Linked DNA regions of Mus musculus: region 1 is linked to region 2. A link is a contact called in ENCODE Hi-C or POLR2A ChIA-PET data. All regions are on one chromosome and are shown on one strand. The core of a region is the stretch at or near the end of the contact, and the rest is flanking DNA. Distances in the headings are between cores, read along the strand shown.

Region 1 (7,713 bases), core at 1,355-3,854, 37 kb before region 2:
ATTTGTTGCTCAATTTTAATCAGATTTCTGGTCCTTTTCTTCAATGTGCAGGAATTCGTTGAACATTCAAGATATTAATCCTAAGATAATGCAAGGTATACTATAATATATTGCATATAATAATATATTAATTCTAAGAAAATATAATAAGATAAGATATTGCAAATATCTTATCCCAAATGCACGTCATGTGATTGTTACAAAACTCCAGAGAGTAAGTGTATGTGGTGGCACACACCTTAGTCCCAGGACTCAGGAATCAGAGGTAGGTGATCTATGTGAGTTCAAGACCATCCTGGTCTACAAAGCAAGTTCCTGGACAGACAGAGCAACACAGAGAAACCCTGTCTCAAAAAAACAAACAAAAACAAAAACAAAAACAAAAACCATCCAGAGAGGGGTACTTCGTGGGAGGAGTGGTGCTCATGGTGTGGCACAGATATCTGATGGGATTTTTGGAGATGCTGCAAAGATTTTTTTTTAAGATTTATTTATTTACTATATATAAGTACACTGTAGCTGTCTTCAGACACACCAGAAGAAGGCGCCAGATCTCATTACAGATGGTTGTGAGCCACCATGTGGTTGCTGGGATTTGAACTCAGGACCTCTGGAAAAGCAGTCAGTGTTCTTAACCGCTGAGCCATCTCTCCAGCCCAAGATTTATTTTTTTTAAAGATGTGTGGTTTTGTCCTATAATGAATTAAGCTATATATTTGATTTAAGTCCTCTTCTGCATATTGGGAGATAGTTCAGTCATTGGCATGCCTGTTGTACAAGCAGGAGGACCTGCTCTCCAGTTAGACAAAAGACCAGGCCTAGTGATGAGCATTTGGAATCCCAATGCTGAGTAGACAGAGACAGGAAGATCCTGGAAACTCACTGGGTAGCCAGTCTACCTCAGTCAGGAAGTCTCAGGCTCCAATGGGAGACTGTCTCAGAGGTGATGCTGAGGAGTGATACTGAAGTTGGACTGTGGCCTCTGCACACACCTTCACATACCTTCACACACCTGCACACACACACACACACACACACACACACACACACACACACACACACATACACCAGTATTCAGGATCTATAGCATGTATTAACCAATTCACCCTATATTGATAGAATGCTTGCCCAGAATTCATTCGGTCTTAAGTTTGTTCCCTAGTGCCTCAGGAACAATTTTCTACTACTTATCTGATAATGAGTCCGAATTTATTTTTCAAATAAATCCACTTTGTTCATCAGTCAAAGCGGACCTAATTCTTAGACATACACTGCTTCCTAAAGATACTTTTGTTTGCTTATTTATTTATTTGTTTGTTCGTTTGTTTATTTATTTATTGCCGCTCTGCCTTTTCTCTTTCTTATCCATCAATAAAGTGGCCACACTCCTATTGGATCCAAAACCAAGCAAGGGCTTGTGGCATCAATCCTCTAGGGATAATTTAGGCACATGGGCAGAGGAAGGTATGCTTTCAGGAGCTTTGCAATTTGTTTCATGGACCTTAGAGGTTAGTTCTGCCACCATTGCTGACAGGCTCAGAGCAACACTAAGGAAGAAGGAATGAAAGAAGGGAGGGAGGGAAGGAGAGAGGGAGGGAGGAAGGGAGGCAGAGTAGGCAAACAAGACTAGCAAGTTGGTATCCACGTTATTCCCAAACTGGGTAACCTTAAGGTCCCAGAGCTTCACACACTAGTGCTCTTTGACTGTATAAAACTAAACCGTGTTTAGGACTCTGCAAGCTCTAGACTAGAAAAAGAACTGCTTGTTGCGCAGTTTAGAGCTTCCATTTTCAATAATGAAAGGAATTGTAATGTTGGAGGAGGTTGGGGTGAAGGGCAAAGCAAGCTGTGCCAGTACAAACTGTTTTGCTTGTAATGACTAAAACTTCTGCCTTGGTGATATCAGCCTTCAAAGACCTATCTCTTTCCCCAATAACTTGATACCAGCTTCGGTCAAAGCACCCGCCACAGCAGCTGCACTAAGCCACGGGCTCCCTGTGTTATTTTTATCTCAGAAGCTCACTGGGACTCACTTGCTCACCAATATGTTGAGGAGAAGGACTGGGAGGCCTAAATCCTATTGTGTACCCCACAGAGATAACCCCCACATTCGCAGTGAAGACGTACTTTTACTAAACGGCTAAGACCCCTGCACCCTCCAAACAATGTTGTTTATTTACTAAAAGGCAAGAGAGCTCAGCCTTGGCCAGGTGGCCTCAGCAAGAATTCCTCCTCCCCTCCTCCTGAGAATTCACAACCCATCTCACTGCACGGAGGAGGATGGCTGTTCTGCTCCTGGATGCCAGGTACTTCACAGTCATCAGAAGGAGTCAGGAAGCAGAAGGGAAAGAAATGAATCTTGAATTTCTAACAGTAAAGCATTTCTCTCAATAGTCTGGACCCTCATTGCCGATCTCAGAACAACTTCCTAAACCCCAAGCGTGGCATACATAGCTTTGAATTAAATAGGTCCCTTCTCCAAGTCTCTTTCCACCCAGGGTCCCATCACAGTGCCCAAAAGCCATTCCACGAAGTTTCTCCTTTTCCAGCCAGCAGCGTGAGCACTTTCCTATCCACTGTCATATTTCACCCAGGAGAGGGCGCCAGCGTGACGTAGATGAAGCCAGCGTTGGGAGAAACTGAAAAACAGGGCCCAGCAGCAGGCAGAACATACCAAACTTTAGGTGATCTTGACCCAAGTGTCCAGCTAGGCCAGACACTCTGGTCTCCTCCTTGAAGCTCCCCTTACCCTTATCAGAGAAGAAAACAAGGCCAGACTAATTGTATTACATTAATCTATATTAATATAATTTATACTATAATTTAAATAAAGTATATATTATACAATGTGTAATTTATAATATATAGTATTGTAGTATTTAGTATATAGTACACATCACATACACACACACACACACACATATATATATATATACACACACACACATATATATATATACACACACATATATATACACACACACATATATATCTTAATATTTAAGGCTCAGGATACATTTGTTAAGTACCAAAAAAGATTACTAAAATTAGGTGAGCGAAGATGACTGGGGGATCGTCTTTCCACCATACCTGATGGCCTGAGATTGATCTCCAGAGATCCACACAGTAGAGAGAACTGAGTCTTGCGAATTGTCCTGTAACCTCTATGCATGTACCTATACAACCTCTCCCCCACATAAATAAATAAATGCAAAAATATTAAAGTTGTAGTATATTTTAATTGTTATGACTTAGCAAATTAAAGTTGTAACACAAACACATACTACACCTACATAGTTACATGTATATTTGAGTGTCTCTCCACATATGTTGTTTTATAACATAGTAGGGCAACTTATATAAGTTGTATGAAAATATTATAAAATTGTAGCACAATATAGTGCTGATAATGGGGCCAGGGTTAGGATGTGTAGTATCTTCTGTTGACCCCTCTGAGTACAGCTTAGTGGAGCTCTGTGATCCAGGCTCGACCTCACACATATATGGTCTAATTATCCTCTATTTAAAGGCCAATTGTCAAATGGCCCTACTAATGAATTTCTCATTCTTCACTACCATATCTTATGGCCTAGGCCACTATGACACGGTATATCAACTGTGCAATGAGGGAGAGGAAAGAAGAGGATTCGAAATTACCTGTCATCGTAAGAAAATAACTCTGTTTTGTTGGCTTGGGTTGGATTTTGCTTCTTAAGACTCTTCCTATATTGTACAGGTTGGTCTCAAACTCTTAGACCTCAGTGACTCTCTCACCCCAGTCTCCAGAGTAGCTGGGACTAAAGGCATCCATTATGACAGACTTGGAAAATCATCTTAGCTGCTTAAAAGAACAGATTGAGAGCTGGAGAGATGGCTCAGCAATTACTAGTTCTTGCTATTCTTCCAGAGGACCCTACTTCAGGTCCCAGCAGCTCACAACCTCCTGCTGTAACTCCATCTCCAGAGGCTCCCGCATTGACGTGCACATATCCCCAAATACACACACACACACATACACACACACACACACACACACACAATAACAATAAAAACAGGCGGTGGTGCCTCATGTCTTTAATAGCAGCACTTGGGAGGCAGAGGAAGGTAGATCTCTGAGTTCTACAGAGTGAGTTCCAGGACAGCCACAGGTACACAGAAAAACCCTGTCTTGAAAAGCCCAAAATAAATAACTAATAAATAATAACAATAACAATATTTTTTCTTTAAGCATCAGGACACACAGAGAGAGGACACCCTGACCTGGGGCTGCTCTCTGTACAAACCTCCATCACAGAGGTATCTCCTCTCACAGAGGTATCTCCTCTTAGGCTCCAGAGTTTTCCCTGTGTTTGTATTGTTTTTGTTAAATCAGGAAGTCTTCTTGGAAATCCTCCAGGGAGACACTGGCCTCAAGCCTGCATTCCACCCACCCTACCTCAGTTCTGGGCCAAAACAACAGGAAGTTATCTTCCCAGGAACCCAAGGTCTTGCCCTTAGGATGAGCATCAGCCCTGGTCCTGTCTCCTCTGAAGAGCAATAACTTCTTAGAGTAGAAAACAACAGTAAGATAGAAAGAGAGGGGCATTTTTCTTGGTTGTTTGTTTTTTAAATACGGTCTCAACTACATAGTTGTGGATGACCTGGAACTCAGAGATCCAACTCCCTCTACCTCCCAAGGGCTGGTATTAGAGGACATGCCACCCTGGCCCAGCCAAGTTTGTAGTTTTTAAAGGGCATCTGAAAAACTAAAGGAGTACAAAAAGGAAATCAGCCATAAAGGGCAGGAGATGGGCCAGTGGCTAAGAGCACTTGCTGTTACTGCAGAAGACCTGGGTTTCTTTGCCATCATCCACGTGGTAACTCAAAACCATCTCTAACTTTAGTTTCAGGCAGTCTAATACCCTCTTCTGAATTCCATGAACACTAGGCACACACATATTGCACATACATATAGGCGCTAAACACCCATACCTATAAAATAAGTAAATCTACATTTTTAAAACATTTGTAAGAAAACAACAATAACATATTTATTTCCAAAACATTGTTATTTATGTCCTTCCTTTTCACCTAGTGCCTGCCTGCCATAACTCCCCAGCCAGATATACAGGCTCCATTTAACAATCTTAGGTACTCAGCTTCTCCCTACTTCTTCAGCCACCAGGATATTCACCTCATCTAATCAACACAGGAGAGGGCAAAGGGTAGTGTTTGACTGTGTAGATGCAGATATACTCAAAGGTCTGTGAAATTTGGGCTAGACATAACTCCATGGTAGATCACTTGTCTAGCATGCATAAGACCCTGGATTCTATCCCTGGTACCCCAAGAGAATAAAACAAAAGAGGCCCATTAGTCTTTCTAGATGTTTAGGGAAAAACACCCAGTGCAAGTTCACCATCATATCCAGTGTCACGCTCCAGAAAGGCCTAAAAATTAAAATAATTATAATGCAGAATAAAGTTGATATCTTCTGTCCGGTGTATTCAGATAAATATCCATGTATTTGCTGTAGAAGAATGTGTTTGATCACGGGGCCTTACCTCGCTCTGCAGAACACTATGGAATAAATAGTGCATTCTCATTATTACCATATTAAGATCTGGAAAAGCCTTAAATTCCAAATATATCTGGCCACAGGGACTTTTAGTACTAAGTTGTGAATTCTGGACATTTAACCTGTCCACAGCACACTTAAAGAATCTGAGCAGTTTTGTCATAGTCAAGAAATCAACCTCACACAACATCCCCCGGAGTACCTGGCACAAATCCCTTTGTTCCATGTGCTATTTGTTAATATATAACAGAAGCCCTGGGTAGGGTTTGTTGTATGTGAGCAGGAATCTAAGCAAAACAACTTGAGAGAGAGCATGCTTCCTTGGCCTCAGAGTTTCCAGCTCATCACAGGAGCATCGTAGGGCACAAAGACTCACTTCACGATAATCAGAAGCAGCATACAGAGAGCTTCCTTGTCACCCCTTCTATTCCATTTATGTCTCCAATGTATAGGATGGTGGCACCCATATGCAGAGCAGGTCTTCCCTGTTTAGTGAATCCTCTGGAAACACCTTCACGACTTTCCTTATTTCCTAGTAGTTTTTTAATCCAATAAAATTGACGATCAAAACTGACCACCACAAGTCCACTCATTGTCAGCTTCACATGTAAACATGTCTCCCTAAACCATAGTATTATCCCTTCTGCCCCCTCCCCAAAATTTACCCTTTATCTGACAAAAAAAAATGTATTTAGTCTCTTTTTAAGATTCCCACATAGGGCTGGGCAGTGGTGGCACACGCCTTTAATCCCAGCACTTGGGAGGCAGAGGCAGGCGGATTTCTGAGTTCAAGGCCAGCCTGGTCTACAGAGTGAGTTCCAGGACAGCCAGGGCTACACAGAGAAACCCTGTCTCGGAAAAAAAAAAAAAAAAAAAAAAAAAAAAAAAAAAAAAAAAAACAACAAAAGAAAGAAAAGAAAAAGAAAAAAGAAAAAGAAAAAGAAAAAAGATTTCCACATAGTCTCAACAGTTCCAACATTGCTCAAAGTTCCAGCCCAGATCTTCTCTGAGACTCAGGGCACACTCTTAGCTGTGAGCTTACATAAAACATAAAGTACCCCACTCCCATGGCACTGTGGCACAGAGTAAGCATCGCTGCCTCACAAAGGAAGGATGGGAGCAGAGAAAAGAAGGACGGGGTGAAAATAAGGATGAAGCAGGGCAAGCACTACATGCCGCAGCTCCAGAGCCTGGGTGAGGTGTTTTGCGTTCATCAGGACTTGGACAACCCTACCCACCCCTCTGGTCTTGGTTGCAACCCACACAGCTTCTCTCTTGATCCGTCTCTTCTCTCTGCTTGCAGCTTAAAACCAGGGTGGATGCCTGGATGATCCTGTGACTCTTCCATTCTTTGTATCTTTGTACATGTGGGTGATAGGTCTCTTGATATCTTGATTGCCTGGATGGTTGAACATGAGGGAGATTTCTCTAGATAGTCTTTTGAAGGAGAATTCTCCAGAGTTTGTTCTCAAAAAAAGCAAAGCTTTTCAAATAAGTTAAAAACCCTTTACAGCCTTGGGCTGAGAGTATAGCTCACTTGATAGAATACCTATCTAGCCATCAGGAAACCCTGGATATGATCTTTAGGACTGCCACGAAGCAAGGTGTGGCATGTATATGAAGTACATATACATGCAATCCCAGCACTTGGAAGGCAGCAGCGAAAAGACCAGAAGCGTAGGGGCAACTTGAGTATAGAGTGAGTTCAAGGCCAACTTGGGCTACACAAGATGTACCCTTGAACCAGGAATGGGTGAAGTCTAGCCAATTCCAGAAATACCTGGGGCTTCCTTCCTGTTGTCCCAATGCAAAGCACTCGTGTCTTTCCAATGGTGCTAATGTCTTCAGCAGCACACTCTTCTTGTTCACTGCATTCAGAGTGCTCCTTTGCTGGTCAGACTACACAGGTTCACAATCCTGCTCTGTTTCTTGCTCATGGTTATTGCTGCAAGCTTAGCTGGACATATCCTGCAGTGTCCACGATCCAGGCTATGCTGTGCTGCCTTGAAATTATCTTCCCCAGATGAATTAGCTCATTGCTTTTTAATTCAGCCTTACTCAAAGTCGTATGTCAGCCGGGCGTGGTGGCGCACGCCTTTAATCCCAGCACTCGGGAGGCAGAGGCAGGCAGATTTCTGAGTTCGAGGCCAGCCTGG
Region 2 (7,555 bases), core at 1,158-3,657:
CATGCCAAGCCCGAATGTCTTCTCTGTATTCTCCCTTCCAACAAAGGCTCAGCCAGAGACCTGGATTCTTGTGCCAGGATTCCCATCCCAGGTATACCATGGTGATAACAAAGGTTTCTAAGAGGCCACGATGGGGGAAGGGATGTTGTTGTTTTTAATGTGTATAAGTGTTTTCCTATATTCATGACAGTGCATGCCTGCCCAGTGAGGCCAGAAGAGGGTATCGGATCCTCTAGAACAGGTGTTAAAGACTGTCACGAGCTGCCCTGTAGATGCTGGGAATCAAACTAGGTGCTCTGGAAAGGCAGTCTGTGCTCTTAACTGCTGAGCCACCTCCCTATCCCCCTTGGGAAGGATTCTTGGTACTCAGTCACCACCTACCTGCAGTAATTGTGTTTCCCCAGGCCTAGGCTAATAGCATCAGGTCTGTGGGCATTGTAGGGTTTCTGAAGGACAGCAGGCGCATTCCAGGCCAGGCAGGGCCGACCTTTGGTATCAGTGTTGGCCTTTCCTCGGTAAGAGTCACCATTTCCATGATAGCAGGTTTTTGATGCATCTAGAAATGATTTGAGGAGTGCAGAGTATTAGAAAAGGGAGGCGGTTTGGACAGGCATTTCAGAGGTGACACGGTTTCAGACCTGTCAGGTGATATGAGGGAGATTCACCCTTTTTTTTCACACTTGTATAGCCACTACTTCATGAGTGTGTGTGTGTGTGTGTGTGTGTGTGTGTGTGTGTGTGTGTGACTCCCAACTTCTGCTGCCTGTTTTGTTTGTTTGTTTGCTTATTTTATGTGTATGAGTGTTTTTCCTCCATGTATATCTGTACACCATGTATGTCACTTGGGCTGGAAGAGGTCAGAAGAGGGCATCAGATTCTCTGGGACTGGGGGTACAGATGGCTGTAACCCACCTCTATGGGTGCTGAAACTCAAACTATAGGATGTCTAGAAGAGCAGCCAGTGTTCTTAATCACTAAGCTGTCTCTCTAGCTGCGCCTCGCCCGCCTTTTGAGACAAGGACTTACTATGGAGGCCAGGCTTCAGTCTCCTCCTAAGTGCTGGGGTAACAGACCCACACCTCCAAGGCCAGCTTCTGCCTGCTTCTGCATCCCACCCATCTGTCCCTGTTCTAAGATCTCTGGTCCTCCCCCACTCCCACATTCCAAGTCCAAATCCCCATACCTATCTCACAGTGCTCCCCCTGGAATTTCCTTGGGCAGCTGCATCGGCGAATTCTGGAGAAGTACTTGTAGGACACGCATACACCTCCGTTCTGACAGCCACAGTTTGCTAGCAAATGCAAAGGAGGGGTAAGCAAGGATCAAGTGGGGAGCCAGCCTTTCAGCAGGGACAGGGAGGGTATGTCTCCTAAGGTTTTTCAAGGGTCTCTGTGCAGCCAACTATTGTGCAAGGAAGCAGATACTCACATTCATCAGGAGCTCCAAGTACACTGCCACCCTGCAAGAGATGAAGGTGACATGCTCTAGGGAATTCATGTTCAGGATAAACAGGTCCCCACCTCAAAATCCCTTCCAGTGATATTCATTCACTCATAATATTCTCTCTCTCTCTCTCTCTCTCTCTCTCTCTCTCTCTCTCTCTCTCTCTTTCTCCCACCCCACCCCTGTCTGTCTCTCCCCTTTCTGTTTATTACTAGCCAGCACCCAGACATGGACTGACTCAAGCAAACTTCACACAAACCAGGTGCCCTTGGGCTAAGGCACTCCCCGTGGCTTCTTCCTCCCTTGCCAGATAGTGCAAACCTCTTTGGGTGCACAAGCCCTCCGCTGATACATTGTCCTATTTCCTGGGAAAGCCTGGACCTGCCTTTGATGCCTAAGTTCCCCGTGCAGCCCCCATTTTTCCCCTGATGCTGCTTAAGGGATCCTGCAAGCCCCTTCCTGATGGTGCTAAAGCAGCGAGACCACTCACTTCAGAGTTTTTCACCACCAAGGCGCAGAGGAACAGGCTCGCCAGCCAGACTTTCATGGTAGTGCCGCTGGGCTCTAGACAGCAGTTCTGCAAAGGAAGGAGAAGTCAGGACAAGAAGCGGAGCAGCTTGAAGGTGGCAGAGTTACTACAGACCAAGGGAAGCCACTCCAGGTGTCCTGCGGGGCAAGCCATCAGTGACCAACCTCCCCAAGCCGGGCAGTCTCTCCCCTCTGCGGGCTCTGAATCCGCACAACACCATGGAACCTCTCTGTAGAGGGGCGCGAAGGGCTGGAGTGGTGACCTTGCCCACAGTTCCGCCAGCCAAGGTAGTGGGAAGGGAGGCATGCGGGAGCCCTGGCTGCCTCATCCCGCTAGGCTTGCTTCAGACCAACAGCACTCACCGGTGACTGCAGCGGAAGGGCGCTGGCAGACACGCAAGGACTGGATGGATGACAGACAGAGCTCTGGGGCTACAGGCTCTGCTCGGCGCTGCTCGCCCTTTATTAGGGCCCGCCAGAGCCCTGGCCCCGCCCAGGTTTGCTGGAGGGCGGCTCTCTCTCTCTCTCTCTCTCTCTCTCTCTCTCTCTCTCTCTCTCTCTCTCTCTCTCTCTCTCTCTCTCTCTCCTTTTCCTTTTCCTGCATCCCACCGCAACTGGACCGCGCTTGCTTCCCAACTTTGACGAAGTCACGGAATTTCCAGCTGAGCAAACTTAACGCAGTCTGTCTGGATCGAGCGATGATCCGGCGGCTTGAACATTCTTCCTTTCTTTCATTCACCTAGTGCGGCCCCAGTGTAGCGTGGTGAGGGCGCTCCAGCCATTGGCTCGCTGATCTCAAGCCTCTTCCTTAGTGGTTTAATCAGTTCTTCTCCAACCTGTCCCCCTACCTGCCTACGACACTGATTCAGATGTCTGATAGAGGGGTATAAGTCGCAGTTCCTTTACAACAAAAAATACCTACTAACAAAGGCTCCCACATGTCAAATGCTGAGTTCTCCAAATGCCACTAATGCAAGCAGTGAATCAGAAGACAAGAGTGAAGTTTGTCGTCAGGGAGTGTAATACTGTCATCAGAAGGTGAAAGGCAAGGTCAGATTTTATTCAGATTTGCTGTTTGGTTTAAGGTCAATCTTTGAAAGACAATTTTAAAATTTATGGCAAGGGCCAGACTTAATGGTGCACGTCTTTTATCTAAACACTAGGGAGGAAGAGGCAGGTGGATCTCTGCGAGTTCAAGCCCAGACTAATTTACATAGTGAAATCCTCAAAAATAATTATGATTTTTAAAAAAGCAGTAATGGTTACTATGTTAGGATTGTGGGAGCAAAGTCTTGGCACAGCAGCTGCTATGGAAGTGTCAATGGGTCTTTTGAAAAATGCCTATAATGAACAATCCATTTATTTGTCTGGAAAAGAATACAACCAATACAGAGGATCATAGATCAGGACTGAGTGCATACCTCACTGGTATTGTGGTTGCACACAGACACAAATAAGCAATCAAGGGGGGGTGTCTTTTTTTTAAAGATTTATTTATTTTATGTATGCGAGTGCACAGTCCTCTCTTCAGACACACCAGAAAAGAGTACCAGATCCCATTGTAGGTGGTCATGAGCCACCATGTGGCTGCTGGGAATTGAACTCAGGACCTCTGGAAGAGCAGTCAGTGATGTGAACAGTAACATGAACAGTACATTGTAACAGGATAGAAAAAAAAAGCAAGGAATACTCAAACCTCGTTAGTGTGGGCTATCAACATGCAACAACAGTGGGGGTGTCTGCTCTTCCCTTGTAGTAGAGAGGCTGTGGGTCTGAAGGAAAAGATAAAAGGAATGTTTATTTTTCACTGAATACTATTTCACACTGTTTTAAAAACTTTAAACACGTCCTCGTATCAGCCATTCTAAAAAAATAATTACACATTTTATTTTTGGGTGTGAGCCTAGCCATCTCTTCTGTTGCCAATTCCACACTGTAAATGCACTTGTGTTCAGCATTTTACATCATCACGTTAAGACGAAAACAATTATTTATCTAATAATTTATCTAATAAAATAGGCTTATATAAAGACAGGTCATGTATAAATGAGCCCTGAACATCTTGAAGACAAAGCACCCTCCCTCATGCACACACTTGCACACATGCACACATGCACACATGCACACACCCCTCAGGCAAAGTAGGGAGTGCTCAGAAAAGATTCCAAGGGTCAGTCACTGCAACATGTGCCTCAGAGCCAAGGACCAGTGGTCATTTTGATGCTCCTTCCACAGAAGAGGTGCCTGAGCCCGCACCATTCATTAGTGCCCCAGCTTTGCTTTATTTCCATAAGCCTGAGCCTACAACATTTTACTGTCAACCTGGACCTTGGAAAAGAATGCCAGGAGGTAGGAAGGAGGAGGCTGCTTGACTTTACCCCAGCCAGTGGCCCAGAATGCCAACCTCTGGATAGGAAAGTACACATTGAATACCCAGCTTTGGGTAGGCAGGTGACCATCGTTCTTCAGAATACGTTTTCCTTGCGCAGCTGAGCTGCTAGCAACCCACAGGACCACTGAATCAGAGATTCCATAGATCTCAGAGGCAACTTGCTACTTCCTTTAGAAGACTGTGGCCAGTTATGTTTATGTTTAAGAAGCCACTAATTGTAAACAAACGTGATCAAAATGTAAACAGAGGTGTTACAGCCTGAGGATTTACCCCGAAACTCTAGTTTAGTTATTAGGAAATTCCCAGCAGGCTGTCGTGATTCACATGGCCCCCCCAACAGCTCTCATGACTCCGGATTACTTGGCTGGAGGCTGTCATGCTGATTCTTTGAGAGCAAGATGACCTCATTTCCTCCTGGCCAGAGACCGCTATGCAGTGTGATAGCCCTCTTCCTCCTTCTACCGCCACTTCTTCACCTGGATGAACAATCCTCGTGCCTCCAACTCATCACAGAACTGCCTTTCTCCTGGTTAGTCTTTAGACTCTCTGAAATCTCTATTTTTGGTGCAGTCTGTGTTAGACTTTCAACTCTTTGGAGGCAAAGAACAGGTCTTAGATATCTGCCCCTCCCTCATCATTTGCTACATGTCTTAACCACAGAGGTGCTTAATTGTGAGTGAATCAGTGAATGCAGAACAGAGAAAAGTAACAGGGAGCTTTGAAGCTCTCTCTCTCTTTGTGTGTGTGTGTGTGTGTGTGTGTGTGTGTTATACACATTAGTGACTAACTCCAAGTTACCTATAATGAATAGGTGTTGCATTAAGGAAATATATAAATATAAAAGACATAAAGATATAAAAGCACTTCTTCCCTTTGCAGTCTTCTAACCACGAGCAAGTCTAAATTTGAATTCTCTACTTCATGATCACTATGTCTTATGACCATCTGTTGTTGCATGAATCTGCATTTGTGCCTGTCTGAAGGCGGTCTTGTGAACTTGTTTGTCCCTGTGTCTATCCCTATGTGTGTCTGTCTGTTGTGTGAGCTGTGTGTATGAGTGGTGTCTGTCTGTTCTGTCTATGTGTGTTGTATATGTCTCTATGTGTGAATGGTGTTTGTATGTCTTTACTATGTACGTATTTAACAGTACAGAAAGCACCACACGGGGAAGGAATGGATACTTGGCAAAATCTTTAACAGAGTTCAACAAGGAATTAAGTCTCTGCTTCCAACTGACTCCAAATACCAGATAACAAATATTATTGCTTATCAATCAATATCCATAAATAGTTTCGCTCAACCTTTATGGTAGCTTTTAGGAAGTTACTTAACTTCTATTTGCTGTTTTCAACAAATGATTGATATGTGTTATCGGAGTTTGGGCATGAGAAGAGTACATAGCTTAAGGTCACGCTCTGCATTAGCTTAGATTGTAAAAGGTGATTATGTGGGAAGTCCAAGGCAGGTAAGTTTGATTGTTCTCTCTCTCTCTCTCTCTCTCTCTCTCTCTCTCTCTCTCTCTCTCTCTCTCTCTAGTATAGGCTTATATCCTTTTTGTCTGTTATTTCTATCTTATAGATACGTCTTAAAGACATTTTCAGATACATCTTCAATTTCTCTTCCAGTTCAGAGCTGCCCTATGATGTAGACTGGAATTATATTCTCATTCCACAGCCTGCAAGGAAAACATGGTTCATGTGTGCCCATGGCGGCACTTGCATCTAGGTACTCTCTCCTGGGCTCTGGGTCCCACAGTCTCCATAAAGCAGCAGAATGCTGTAAAGAGAGAGGCCCGTTAACTAAGATACTCAGGCAGGTGGTATAAAATATTCCAGCCCAGTGTTTGCCTCAAGTCTTTCTATCTATTCTGGAGACTTCCTTCCAGAAACACATTTTTTTCTTCTTCTTTTTTCTTAGGATGCCCACGCTGTGCATGTTACTGGCTTGCCTGAATTCCAGGAACTTCCCTTGTGGTCTAAACTGGCTGAAGTTTCTGTTGAGAGTGATAAATAAGAAAGCAAATGCATATGATTTCATTATTTTCCTGACTCCAAGTGGCTTTTGTATCTCAGGAGAGCAGACCTCCTGAGTCAGGTGTGCTGACATAGACTAGTGGAGGGGCTCTTTTGTCGGCTCTGTTTATAAAAGGGTAGAGGATACAGGAGTGCAGATGCACACTGAGCAGTGCCTAAACCTAGCCTGGCTTCTTTATCCAGGGAAATGAGCCCCGAAAGCTTTTGTTTTGGTTTAGTTTCTTGTTTGTTTGTTCTGAGTTTTTTGTCTGGCTGGCTGTTTTGTTTGAAATGGGGGTCTCTTTATGTAGCCCTTGATGTCCTGGAACTCTTTACATAGACCAGGCTGGCCTTGGATTCAGAGATCCAGTTAAAGGCATGTGCTACCATGCCCAAAGCAGCTAACCATTGCTTTGAGTTTTTAAGATAGGGTCTTATGTAGCCCAGGCTGACCTTAAACTCACTGTAGTCTGCACTTCCTAAGTGCTAGGATTACAAGCCTGTGCTATCATGCCTATCCTTTAAAGGCTATTTTCTGACTAGCTGGGTCCAAAAGGAATTTCGTGTTGAGTCATGGGATATATTCTTGGGTTGCTATACTAAGAACATTCAGTATGGTATTGTAGTAGAATGACTTTAAACAAGGCACTTAACTCTTTTGACTTTGGTTCTCCCATCTGCAAAATGAAACAGCCCTGGTCCCATTTTGGAGATTGGATGAAGTCATGCCTATGTGGGAAAAGTGTTCATTCATTCATTCATTCATTCATTAGCTATATACATTAAGTAGTGAAAGGACTACTATGTGCCGGTATAGTTCCAGGTGCTAAAAACAGAAAGATGGATTTTGTAAACTGCAATTCCTATCTAAAGTGCTTCCCTCCTTTGCTTGTCCATTTTGGTCCAAAAAACCAGGTCATGCTGGAATATGCTGCAGGATTCCAGTTAAGTGGGGATGCTGTGTCCTTGGCCCACAGTTCCTACCAACTGGGCAGCTGGGAAAGACAGCTGCATGTGTTGCTCGCCCCCGCACTCCTGACTCCCACTCACCCCCCCCCCCTTATCTGTGACTCTTTGCAGTATGAAACTCTTTTTAAACCTCCTTCCTAACATATTGGCAAACAGACTCCAGCAGTTTGGGAAACAGACCATGGAATTGATCATCTTACATCCTTGAGTC

What was found. A loop is a pair of places that touch in the nucleus more often than their neighbours do. ChIA-PET counts read pairs that join two places held with the same protein, here RNA polymerase II (POLR2A).
Region 1: a map of gastrocnemius shows a loop between it and region 2 (3-fold over the local background). The contact joins the enhancer-like site here to the promoter of Plau in region 2. A Hi-C loop is called at or near these places in 5 of 37 maps with a recorded cell type or tissue (Patski, gastrocnemius and heart). POLR2A ChIA-PET finds 5 or more read pairs at or near these places in 2 of 5 experiments (Patski and embryonic stem cell).

What each region holds. Positions count from the first base shown.
Region 1 is chr14:20,868,403-20,876,115 of GRCm38, reverse strand. No RefSeq gene overlaps it. Among named protein-coding and RNA genes, the nearest start is that of Gm30212, 16 kb to the left of the region's middle. Within about 2 kb of position 2,604, at least 1 of the 3 ENCODE cell types and tissues checked has a DNase peak (open chromatin) inside an H3K27ac peak, as active enhancers do; it is gastrocnemius, where a contact is called at or near this core.
Region 2 is chr14:20,831,514-20,839,068 of GRCm38, reverse strand. Plau (plasminogen activator, urokinase) reads right to left here and starts at 2,407. Exons shown (of 11, transcript NM_008873.3): 1 at 2,335-2,407; 2 at 1,934-2,020; 3 at 1,429-1,459; 4 at 1,184-1,291; 5 at 382-556. The coding sequence starts at 1,990.